2 separate regions of the Homo sapiens genome follow, and region 1 is linked to region 2. The links are chromatin contacts, found by Hi-C or POLR2A ChIA-PET in ENCODE. All regions are on one chromosome and are shown on one strand. Each heading gives the region's core, a stretch centred on a gene start or an enhancer-like site at or near the end of the contact. The rest is flanking DNA. Distances are from core to core; before and after follow the strand shown. Region 1 has its middle 87 kb from the start of PIAS1. Region 2 has its middle 44 kb from the start of RNU6-1.

Region 1 (5,249 bases), core at 2,170-4,669, 84 kb after region 2:
TCATTCTTTGTTATGGCTGAATAATATTCCATTGTTTGAGTACATATTTGTTTATCTGTTTATCAGTTGATGGACGACTGAATTGTTTCCACCTTTTGGCTGTTGTGAATAATGCTGCTTGCTATGAGCATTTGTGGATGCATTTTTGCTCGAGCACCTGTTTCAATTCTTTCAGTTATATTATTTTTATTTATTTATTTCTTATTGAGACAGGGTCTCAATCCGTCACCCAGGCTGGAGTGCAATGGCATGATCTTGGCTCACTGCAACCTCAGCCTCCTGGGCTCAAGTAATCCTCCTGCCTCAGCCTCCTGAGTAGCTGGGACTACAGGCATAAACCACTATGCCTGGCTTATTTTTGTATTTTTTGCAGAAAGGGGTTTCACCATGTTGCCCAGGCTGGTCTTGTACTCCTGGGCTCAAGTGATCTGCCCTCCTCAGCTTCCCAAAGTGCTGGGATTAAAGGTGTGAGCCACCGGGTGTGGCTAATTCTTTCAGTTACATACCCAGGAGAGGAATGGCTGGATCACAGGGCAATTCTTGTTTAAGTTATTGAAGAAGTGCCAAATTGCTTTCTACAGTGGATGCACCATTTTACATTTCCACCAGCAACATATGAGGGTTCTAACTGCTCCACATCCTCAACAACACTTGTTATTTTCCTTTATAAAAAAAATTATAACCATTCTAGTGGGTGCAAAAATAGTGTCTTATTGTGTTTGTTTATTTGAATTTCCCTAATGACAATGATACTAAGCATCTTTTATGTGCTTCTTGGCCATTGTATAACTTCTTTACAGAAACGTCTATTCAAGTCCATTGCCCATTTAAAAATTGGTTGTCTTTTTGTTGTTGAGTTGTAGGAGATTTTCATATATTCTGGATACTACAAGTCCTTATCAGATATATGATTTGCAAATATTATCTTCCATTCTGTACATTGTCATTTCACTCTCTTAAAAGCATCTTTTGATGTTTTTGATTTTGATGAAATCCAATTTATCTAATTTTTTCTTTTTTTTTCCTTTTATTTATTTATTTATTTATTTATTTTTTGAGGCAGAGTCTTGCTCTGTTGCCCAGGCTGGAGTGCAATGGTGCAACTCTCGCTCACTGCAACCTCTGCCTTCTGGGTTCAAGTGATTTTCCCACCTCAGTCTCCTGAGTAGCTGGGTCTACAGGCACGCGCCACCACCCCCAGCTAATTTTTGTATTGTTAGTAGAGACAAGGTTTCACCATGTTGGCCAGGCTGGTCTTGAACTGCTGACCTCAAGTGATCTGCCCACCTCAGCCTCCCAAAGTGCTGGGATTACAGATCTGAGCCACCATGCCCAGCCTCTAATTTTTTCTTTTGTTGCTTGTGTTTTTTGTGTCATTTCTTAAGCCAATGCCAACTCTGAGGTCATGGACATTTACCTTTATATGTTCATGTAAGAGTTTTATGGTTTTAGCTCTTACATTTAGGTCTTTTGTCCATTTTGCATTAGTTTTTGTATATGGTGCAATGTAGGGTTCCAACTTCATTCTTTTGCGTGTAGATACCCAGTTTTCCCATCATAATTTGTTGAAGAGGCTCTTCTTTCCCTTTGAATGGTCATAGTAGTCTTTGAAAATCAGTTGACCATGGATGTATGAATTTATTTCTAGACTCTTAATTCTATTTCATTTATCTGTATGTCTGTCCTTATGCCAGTACATGTACCTGATGATTACTGTAGCTTTGTACGAAGTTTTGAAATCAGGAAGACTAAGTCCTCCAACTTAGTTCTTTTTCATGATTGTTTTGGCTATTCATGGTCCCTTACAATTCCGTATGAATTTTAGGATCATGTTGTCTATTTCTGCAAAAAGGCCTTTGGGATTTTGATAGAGATTGCATTGAATCTGTAGATTGCTTTGTGTAGTATTGCCATTTTAATATTAAGTCTTCAAATCCACAAACTCAGGATGTTTTTCCATTTATTTAGATCTTCTTTATTTTAACAATGTTTTCATTGTATTAGTCTCACATCTTCTTGATTAAATATATTGTTAAGTATTCTATTTTTTAAAATTGTTTAAAGTTTTTTTTGAGACAGGGTCTCATTTGCTTGAGACAGGGTCTCATTCTGTCACCCAGGCTAGAGTGCAATGGCACCATCTGGGATCACTGCAACCTCCACCTCCCAGGTTCAGGTGACCCTCCCACCTCAGCCTCCCGAGTAGCTGGGACCACTGGCATGCCCCAGCACGCCTGGCTAATTTTTGTATTTTTTTATAGAGACAGAGTTTCACCATGTTGGCCAGGTTGGTCTCAAATTCCTGGGTTCAAGCCATCCGCCTGCCTCAGCGTCCCAAAGTGCTGGGATTACAAGCATGTGCCAAGGTGCCTGGCATATTCTATTTTCCACCCCCCTACAAAGTAATAGACCTTATTTTGGGAGGGCAGTTTTAGGTTTACAGAAAAATTAAGCAGAAAGTTCCAGTATACATCTTTTAAAAAAATTTTTTTTTTGGTGATATTATACAACGAAATTGTTTTCTTAATTTTCTTTTTTGGATTGTTCATTGCCTTACATGTACAGAAATACAGCTGATTTTTGTGTGTTGATCTTGTACTCTGCAACTTTGCTGAATCCTTCTATTAGTTCTAATTGCTGTTAATATTTGACGCTTGCCCTAGTCCATATACCATCTCCCTGCCATTTAATTGTTGAAGAAACTAAGTGGCTAGGACTTGCCCAGGGTCCTGCTGCCTTTTATGGCTGAGCTTGGGACAGGCTTAGCACTTTTTCCCTTCAGAGCTCCAACTCACTCCTTAAATTGAACCCCAATTTTTCAGTGTAATTTGCAGGTACAAATTTCAGCCAGTTGCCTCTACAAAGCCCCTGTCCATTCCTTCCAAATCCCTGATCTCTTCCTATTCATTTGCCCCCATATGCCCATTATCATGAGCCCAGCGTGGACTCCCACGCGGACCCAGGCCCCCAGCCCTGGCCACAGGGTCACAGAGATAACTCCGTGGGAAATTATACCCCAGGGCCCTTTGCTCCTGACTCCCCACGTGGAGCAGAGAACCACTCAGATGCGTGCTTCCAGCCCCCACCTCGGACGACCCGCTGTCCCCCTCTCACGGCTGTTTGCCCGGGCGTTCTAGGATGCTCTGGTATTAGAGCACCCTGCCTGTTCCTGGCCCCCTGAGCACCAACAAGCCCGTCTCAGGCCTCCAAAGCTCTGCATACGTTGCCCTGGCAAGGTCAGACCCTTTGGCTGCAACACGTCCGTCAAGAAGCCAGGCAAATCTAGCATGCAAACTAGGATCATTTTCGGGCGTTGGGGCCCCCCCGCTTGAAATCTGGTTTCCATGTTCACAAAACGCAGCCCGACTGGTGGAACTCGCGACTCCAGACGCAGAGAAGCTGTGGGCAGAGGCGGAGGCAGAGGGTGGGAATGCAGCCTGGCGTTGGAGTGGGGAGAAAGGGGAGGGAGGAACCGCGCGCCCAGGCCCCGCCCGGTTGCCTAGGTGACGGGGAGCGAGAGGAAGAAGTGGGGGCTGAGCTGATCCGAGCATTTCAGATCTTAATACTGAACAGCTCAGCCCCCAAGAGGGAGTAGGATGGAAGCCCCAAGCCAAGGGAGTCATCTTCATTATTTTACCCTGGTACCTAGTGTTCTGCTGCTCATGGAGAAACAGAATGTCAGTCCTGGAAAAGAGCTTGCGAAGTCTCCTTGCCCAGTGGTTTTCAAGCAGGTTTGTAGCTAAAGATTCTCGTTTCAAAGAAAACCTTACCAAGAACCTCAGTTTGCGAAACAGACCTATAGGGAGCTAAGTCACCCCACTTCACCTTCCCAGATTGTGGAAAAACTCTGGTCTGGGCCCAAACCCTCCTTGTAGAGATGGGAAAACTGAGGTCCCCAGACAGGCACTGCATTGCCCAGGGACACCCAGGACATAAATTCGCTGCAGAACCAGGATTGGAAACGATCTCCCAGTGATCACCATAGAGCAAGCATGAAGAAGCGGATCCTTTGAAGTAGCTGGGAAGAGAAAAGGCACACAGGATGTTTTAGGAACCTGGAATTTCCAGACCTGCTGAGACAACACAATCCCCTTATTTTACAGACGAGGAAACTGAGGCCCAGAAAGGAGGCAGTGGCAAGTTAGTAGAGTGGTCCTAAGTGGAGTAATATTCCCTTAGAAAGAAGATGCATTTGAGCATTTGGCTTTTTGGCTAGCTCAAGCAATAAATCTTTGCTGAAATTCTGAGGTGCCAGATGGCGCAGGGGAGGAGCACTGGCCTGGGAGTTTCATCCCCCTCTGTTACTGACGAACCCCATGACCTTGGGAGATTTATTTTAAAGAGTCAAAGGGATCATCCCCAGGTTTGTAAGAGGTCCAGAAGAGTAATAGGATTAAATGGTGCTTCAGAGTGTTTTATATTGTTTCTAAATGTCAGGGCCTCTTTGGGGGAAGGGAAGTAAGCACACTGCTCTTTAAAGACTGAATTTGACAGTGGGTTTTTTAAACGCTCTTTATTTTTCTTTTTCATTTTTCATGGCTAATTATAAAGTAACACATGGCCATTTCAGAAAATGTGTAAAGTACAGAAAATGAAAGGAAAAAAAAGCAGAAAGGAAAATCACCCATAAACACATCACCCAGAGGCAACCATTGTTATACATTGTTGTACATTTCCTTTCAGTCTTTTTTCTCTAATTTTTTTCTTGTGCAGCGTAAATTGTATTTTTAATTATGTTGTAATTTTTAATAATTTCATTTAATTGTTTAATAATTAATATTAAACTTAGAATATTAAAGCTAAAGATCTGTCTGATCACCACCCACAGCCCTGGGTTCTTTGATGTATTAATTTTGCAGACCATTTAATTTTTTTCCCACTTATTTACACTCATTTTTCATTTATTTATACCTATTTCATTTATGTAGACCCACAGGAAATGTACAGTGTAATAATAAATGTATATATATATATTATATTGTATATGTGTTTTACACAATGGTATAATGTTTTCTCTGCAATTTGCTTTTTTCTTTTTTGCTCATTTGACACCTATATTATTCGATCTTATGTATAAGCCACTTTGTATCTACCCATTTTGTTCTTGATGAGCATATACATTGGTTCCAATTTTTTGCTACTGTGATAAATTCTACAATGAATAACCTTTGCATGTTCTTCTGCACAGGGGCTAGTGTTTCTCTGGTGGTAGATGCACGGAAGTAGAATTGCTGAATATGCATTTATTT
Region 2 (4,835 bases), core at 1,580-4,079:
TGGGGAAATGCAGAGGGAGACAGAGGGCAAATTCGGTGTTTGTTATAATCATGTGTGATGCTATGTAAGAGCTATCTTTAGCTGTGTACCTCCCTTATTCTTGAGGGGTAGAGTAAGGTGGGGTGACCACCAAAGGAAGCCAGCAGGCTTCGTTCGCCTCCAGGGAATGAGATTCCTTGTCTCCCTCTCTTTCTTACTTTGGCCACTGAAATTTCTCCAAAACTCTTCTTAGGAATAAAGAAAAAATCAAGGGTGCAGATTATGGCAAGAACATAGTTAAGGTATGCAGTTTTGTTTCATTTAATGAGAAAATATAGTGGTTGTGTTAAGAAATTAAATGGCTCACACATTGATCCTCATTGATATATATTGAATGTTGTTTATCAAAAACATTGTGAATTTATTTGGTTTAAAACAAATATCAAACTTCAAATCAAACTTAAGTAGTAAGTCTAATATTAATGGAGATGAACTAGGATTCGAACTGAGCAAGGAGGGGGAAGGGATGGAGGAAGGAGGACTTTTTCTGTTTAAAATCTAAGGAGCCCTGGAACTTACAGAAATTCAGCCCTGTTTTTGGTACTAGGGAGATACAAAGATCAGATCTCTTCTGCCCCTGCTTGTAAGGCAGGAAATTTTCTGTCTACTTAAGTAGATGAGACACAAATCTGCAAAGTCATATAGCAGAACAGGAAGCTACTGTCAAGAGATGTTACAAAGGGGCGGGGGAGAGTAGGGAGTTGAGGTGGCGGGTAAGGATATGCCAAGTGTCAAGTAGATAGTGCAGGAAAGAAATGCACATTTCTCCAAGGGGGTGGTATCCACAATGGGTTGGAATGGCCAGGGAAGCTATTCTCTCCCCTTCCCTTCCTTCCTTCCAGTTCTAGGCATTGGGGGATACAGTGGTGAAGAAAACAGAAAGAAATCCTGCCCTTCTGGAATTTACATTCTAATGGGGGCAAGACAGACAACAAATGAAATAAATACAAATAACAGTGTGTAAGACAGTGATACGTGCTATGGAAAAAATAAAACAGGGAAAAGGAATCAGGACTATTGGGAGAGTGTAATTTAAATATTATGGTCAGGGAAGGCCCCACAGAAAAGGCGACGTGAGTAAAAACTGAAGGAGATGAGGGAGGGAACCATGTCAGTATTCAGAGGAAGAACATTCGGAACAGAGGGAGCAAATATGCAAAGCACTTATTCGGCACCTACTGCATGCCCACATGACAGCAATAGCAATATGTGGCTATTTGCCAAACTGTCTTCATTCGTGAAACATTTAAGCTTACTACAGAAGATAAGAGTTTTTTTCTTTCCCATGAGGTTGAGAATATATGGAGGATGGGTTGCCCAGAAGCAGTGGCAACATTTGCATTAAAAGAAGGCAGCCTTTTAACCCGAGGAGGAGGCTGAGAATCCAATGACTTTTCTGTCATACGATTGAGGGGACAGGAGCCTAGTGATAATGGGACACGGAGCTTCGGCTGCAGAGCTCTCTTTTGTCCACAATTTAGGGCAACTGTCTTGCACTCTGCCTCCATCCTCTGGGTAGACTCAGTGGAGGAAACGTTTCCACAGGCACCAGGCAACCGGGCTCCTGGAAGCAGCAGACCCGGGAGAGGAGAGCAACTCCCCAGCTTGGTGTTAGATATCATCTGAGACTCCTTACACCCTCGCAGCTTAGAAGCTCCTCAGATTACCAGGCAAGGCAAAGTTGATTTTGACAATGTCTGGGGAAGGAAGGGCTGCTCTTCCTGGCTGGCTGGCATAATCAGACTCTGGAGGAGTCGGCCTGCCTATCAAAGGAGGTGAGAGCTAAGTTGTTGCTGCCTTTCCGCTTCAGGATGAATGGATTCCACCCCATTGAACTGGAGTGACCTGGCGCCTGGATTCTTTCATCTCTAAAATGGGAAAAATAATTGTTGCACATATATGGTGTTGAAATTATGGCCCTCAATTGGTGATAATTATCATTACTTAGTATTAATAATTATTATTTGTGAAACTTCTCCCAGAATTGCTGCATGGATTGCAATGTCCAAATAAGCTTATAATGGGGCTTCCAGACACTAGCAGTGAGGCAGTTTCTGTAGAGGTTGAGTGGCGGCTCTTCACCGACTAACTGGGTTTGCGTCCCCCGCCTTTTTGTTTTCCTTTTTTAAAATATATTTTTTAAATATCATGGAGTGTCACTATGTTGCCCAGGTTAGTGTCGAACTCCTGAGCTCAAGGGATCCTCCCACTTTGGCTTCCCAAAGTGCTGGGTTTGCATCCTGGATGGCCTCTTAGGAGCTGTGTGCCCTTGGGCAAGTTGTTTAACCTTCCTGAGCTCCTGCGTCCCTATCTTTAAAGTGAAAATAATAATAGCACGTTTTACTACTTGGAAGGAGGCTGGACCAGGTTTTCTACAGCCAGACCATCTACGCTTTCCAAAGGGCCTGGGCAGCAAGTGAGTATTAGTCTACTAAGAGTGTAATTATGTTATATTAACAGCACCTACCTCCAAAGGTTGCTGCGAGCAGAGAGCACCTCACAGTGCTTTACAGCAGTGCCCGGCTATAACCATCACAGCATTATTATTAATGTGATTAGCCTCATTTTGCAGATGAGGAAATATAGGCCCAGAGAGGTTAAGATACCCCACGCAGGGACCTGCAGCTAGTCGGTGGCAGGGATGGCGCTGGAATCCAGGGGTTCCCTCCAGAACCCCACAGCGGCCCATGCTGAAAACCAGACAACGCCCGCCCCCGCCAGAAGGCACCCTGGGAACGGAAAGCTGGCAGCCTTCCAAGTCCCAGGACGCGCTGGGGCCCAGCCCCCGCTCCGCCCTCCCCCATCCCTGGAACAAAGTACACTTCTGCCGCAGGAACATTCCAGCAAACTGAAGGCATCGCGGGCGCGGCCGCCGCCCCCGCCTCCCCACAGCTGCACGGAGCGTCCACGGCCCCAGGCCGAGCCCCACTGTGCCCCGCTTCCGACCCCGCCCGCCCTGCCGGCTCCCCGTCGCCCGCCGCGTGTGCAGACGCAATCGCACCGGAGGAATTCTCTGGTCTCTTTGCTAACCTCGGGACCCGCAGTTGCAAAGGCTGAGGGACGGGGTGGGCGGAGCAGACGCTGAGGACTGCGGTGCCCTTAGGGGCACGGAGTCGCTTGGCAGCAACCGCTCCTGGGCCCGCTGGTCCCCGGTCCTGGGCAGCCCCCACTGCCCCACTTTACTCCTTTACAGGATAAAGGCATGCTGTTGTTAATAACAAGTAGAACTAGGAGAAAGATCTCTATTAATCCCACCAGGCTGAGACAACTGCTATTAATTCTGGTTATGTCCTTCCTGACTTTTTGTGTACACAAAAAACACAGATGTACATTAACACGAAATATCCTGCGATGATACTGTTTGTTTCTAAATTAACGAACTTTAGTTGTTAGAGCAGTTTTCAGTTAACAGAAATTTGGGAAGCTAGTGCAGCGTTCCCATATAACCTCCCACCGCTCCCTCAGTTTCCCCTGTTATTAATATCTTGCATTTGTCACAATTGATAAACCAGTATTGATATATTAGTATTCACTACATTTCATGGCTTATATTAAGGCTCACTCTTTGTGGCGTGAAGTTCTTTGCGTTTTGACAAATGCATAATGTCGCATATCCACCATTACAGTATCATACAGAACAATTGGCCCAAAAAATCCCCTGTGATCCCCTTGTTCACCTCTCACCCTCTAATCCCATGCAGTCACTGATCTTTTTACTGTTTCTATGGTTTGGCCTTTTCCAGAATGTCATATAGTCGGAATCGTATAGTCTGTTGCCTTTTCAGGCTGGCTTCCTTCACAAAACAATATGCCTCTTAAGATTCCTTCATGTCTTTTTGTGGCTTGATGGCTCATTTCTTATTTATAGCTGAATAATATTCCATAGTACTGACGTACCACAATTTGTTTATCCATTCACCTTTTCAATTGCCTCCAGTTTTTGGCAATTATGCAAAAGATGCTATAAACATTTGTGTGCAGGTTTATTTTACTGCTTTCTGGCTTGCTTTTAAAAATTATTTCAGTCCAGGTGAGGTATGGAGTAAAGAAACAAACAAACAAGTCATGAATGTCATTCAATATAAATGTAGATCTATATCATCATTTTAATGGCTACATAAGATACTATCAGAGTTTATTTAACCAGCCCCAGTTGTACAACATAGATTGCTGTCTTCTTTGATTCTGACCTCATAAACCTGTAACAACTTGGTCTACACTTGATAGTATCTTGTAGTTGTTAAGGCTTAGTTGCTTGTGTCCTGTGTTCAAATCCCAGCCACTCCACTTAATTACTTGGTGTCCCTGGATAAAGTATTTAATTCCTTATGAGTCAGTTTCCTCTTTGTGAAGTGGGAATAATAATGGCACTTATTGTGAGGATTACATGAGCTGATACATGTAAGATGTTTAGAACAGTTTAGAACCTAGAGCAATACAAACTCATAATAAAATTTAGCTCTTTTTATTATTTATTTATTTTTTTAGAGACAGGATCTCACTCTTTTGCCCAGGCTGGAGTGCAGTGGGGCAATCATGGTTCCCTGCAACCTCAACCTCAAGCAATCGTCCTGCCTCAGCATCCTGCATACAGGTGCACACCACCACGCCTGGGGGTTTCGCCGTGTTCCCCAGGCTGGTCTTTAACTCCTGAGCTTAACAAAATGATCCACCCACCTCAGCCTCCCAAAGTGCTGGGATTATAGGCATGAGCCCCTGTGCCCAGCTAAATTTTTATTTTTATTTATTTATTTATTTATTTGAGACGGAGTTTTGCTCTTGTCGCTCAAGCTGGA

What was found. Hi-C counts contacts between places; a loop is a spot of excess contacts on that map. ChIA-PET counts read pairs that join two places held with the same protein, here RNA polymerase II (POLR2A). Pooled maps may share reads with other maps.
Region 1: a pooled map shows a loop between it and region 2 (5-fold over the local background). The contact joins two enhancer-like sites. A Hi-C loop is called at or near these places in 6 of 168 maps with a recorded cell type or tissue (Caco-2, HepG2, IMR-90 and 3 more) and 7 of 50 pooled maps. POLR2A ChIA-PET finds 5 or more read pairs at or near these places in 9 of 52 experiments (B cell, Caco-2, GM12878 and 6 more).

Annotation. Positions count from the first base shown.
Region 1 is chr15:67,964,857-67,970,105 of GRCh38, forward strand. No RefSeq gene overlaps it. Among named protein-coding and RNA genes, the nearest start is that of PIAS1, 87 kb to the right of the region's middle. RefSeq lists an enhancer at 3,637-4,553. Within about 2 kb of position 3,420, at least 9 of the 41 ENCODE cell types and tissues checked have a DNase peak (open chromatin) inside an H3K27ac peak, as active enhancers do; they include ascending aorta, where a contact is called at or near this core.
Region 2 is chr15:67,881,887-67,886,721 of GRCh38, forward strand. No RefSeq gene overlaps it. Among named protein-coding and RNA genes, the nearest start is that of RNU6-1, 44 kb to the left of the region's middle. RefSeq lists a cis regulatory region at 435-935. Within about 2 kb of position 2,830, at least 26 of the 41 ENCODE cell types and tissues checked have a DNase peak (open chromatin) inside an H3K27ac peak, as active enhancers do; they include ascending aorta, where a contact is called at or near this core.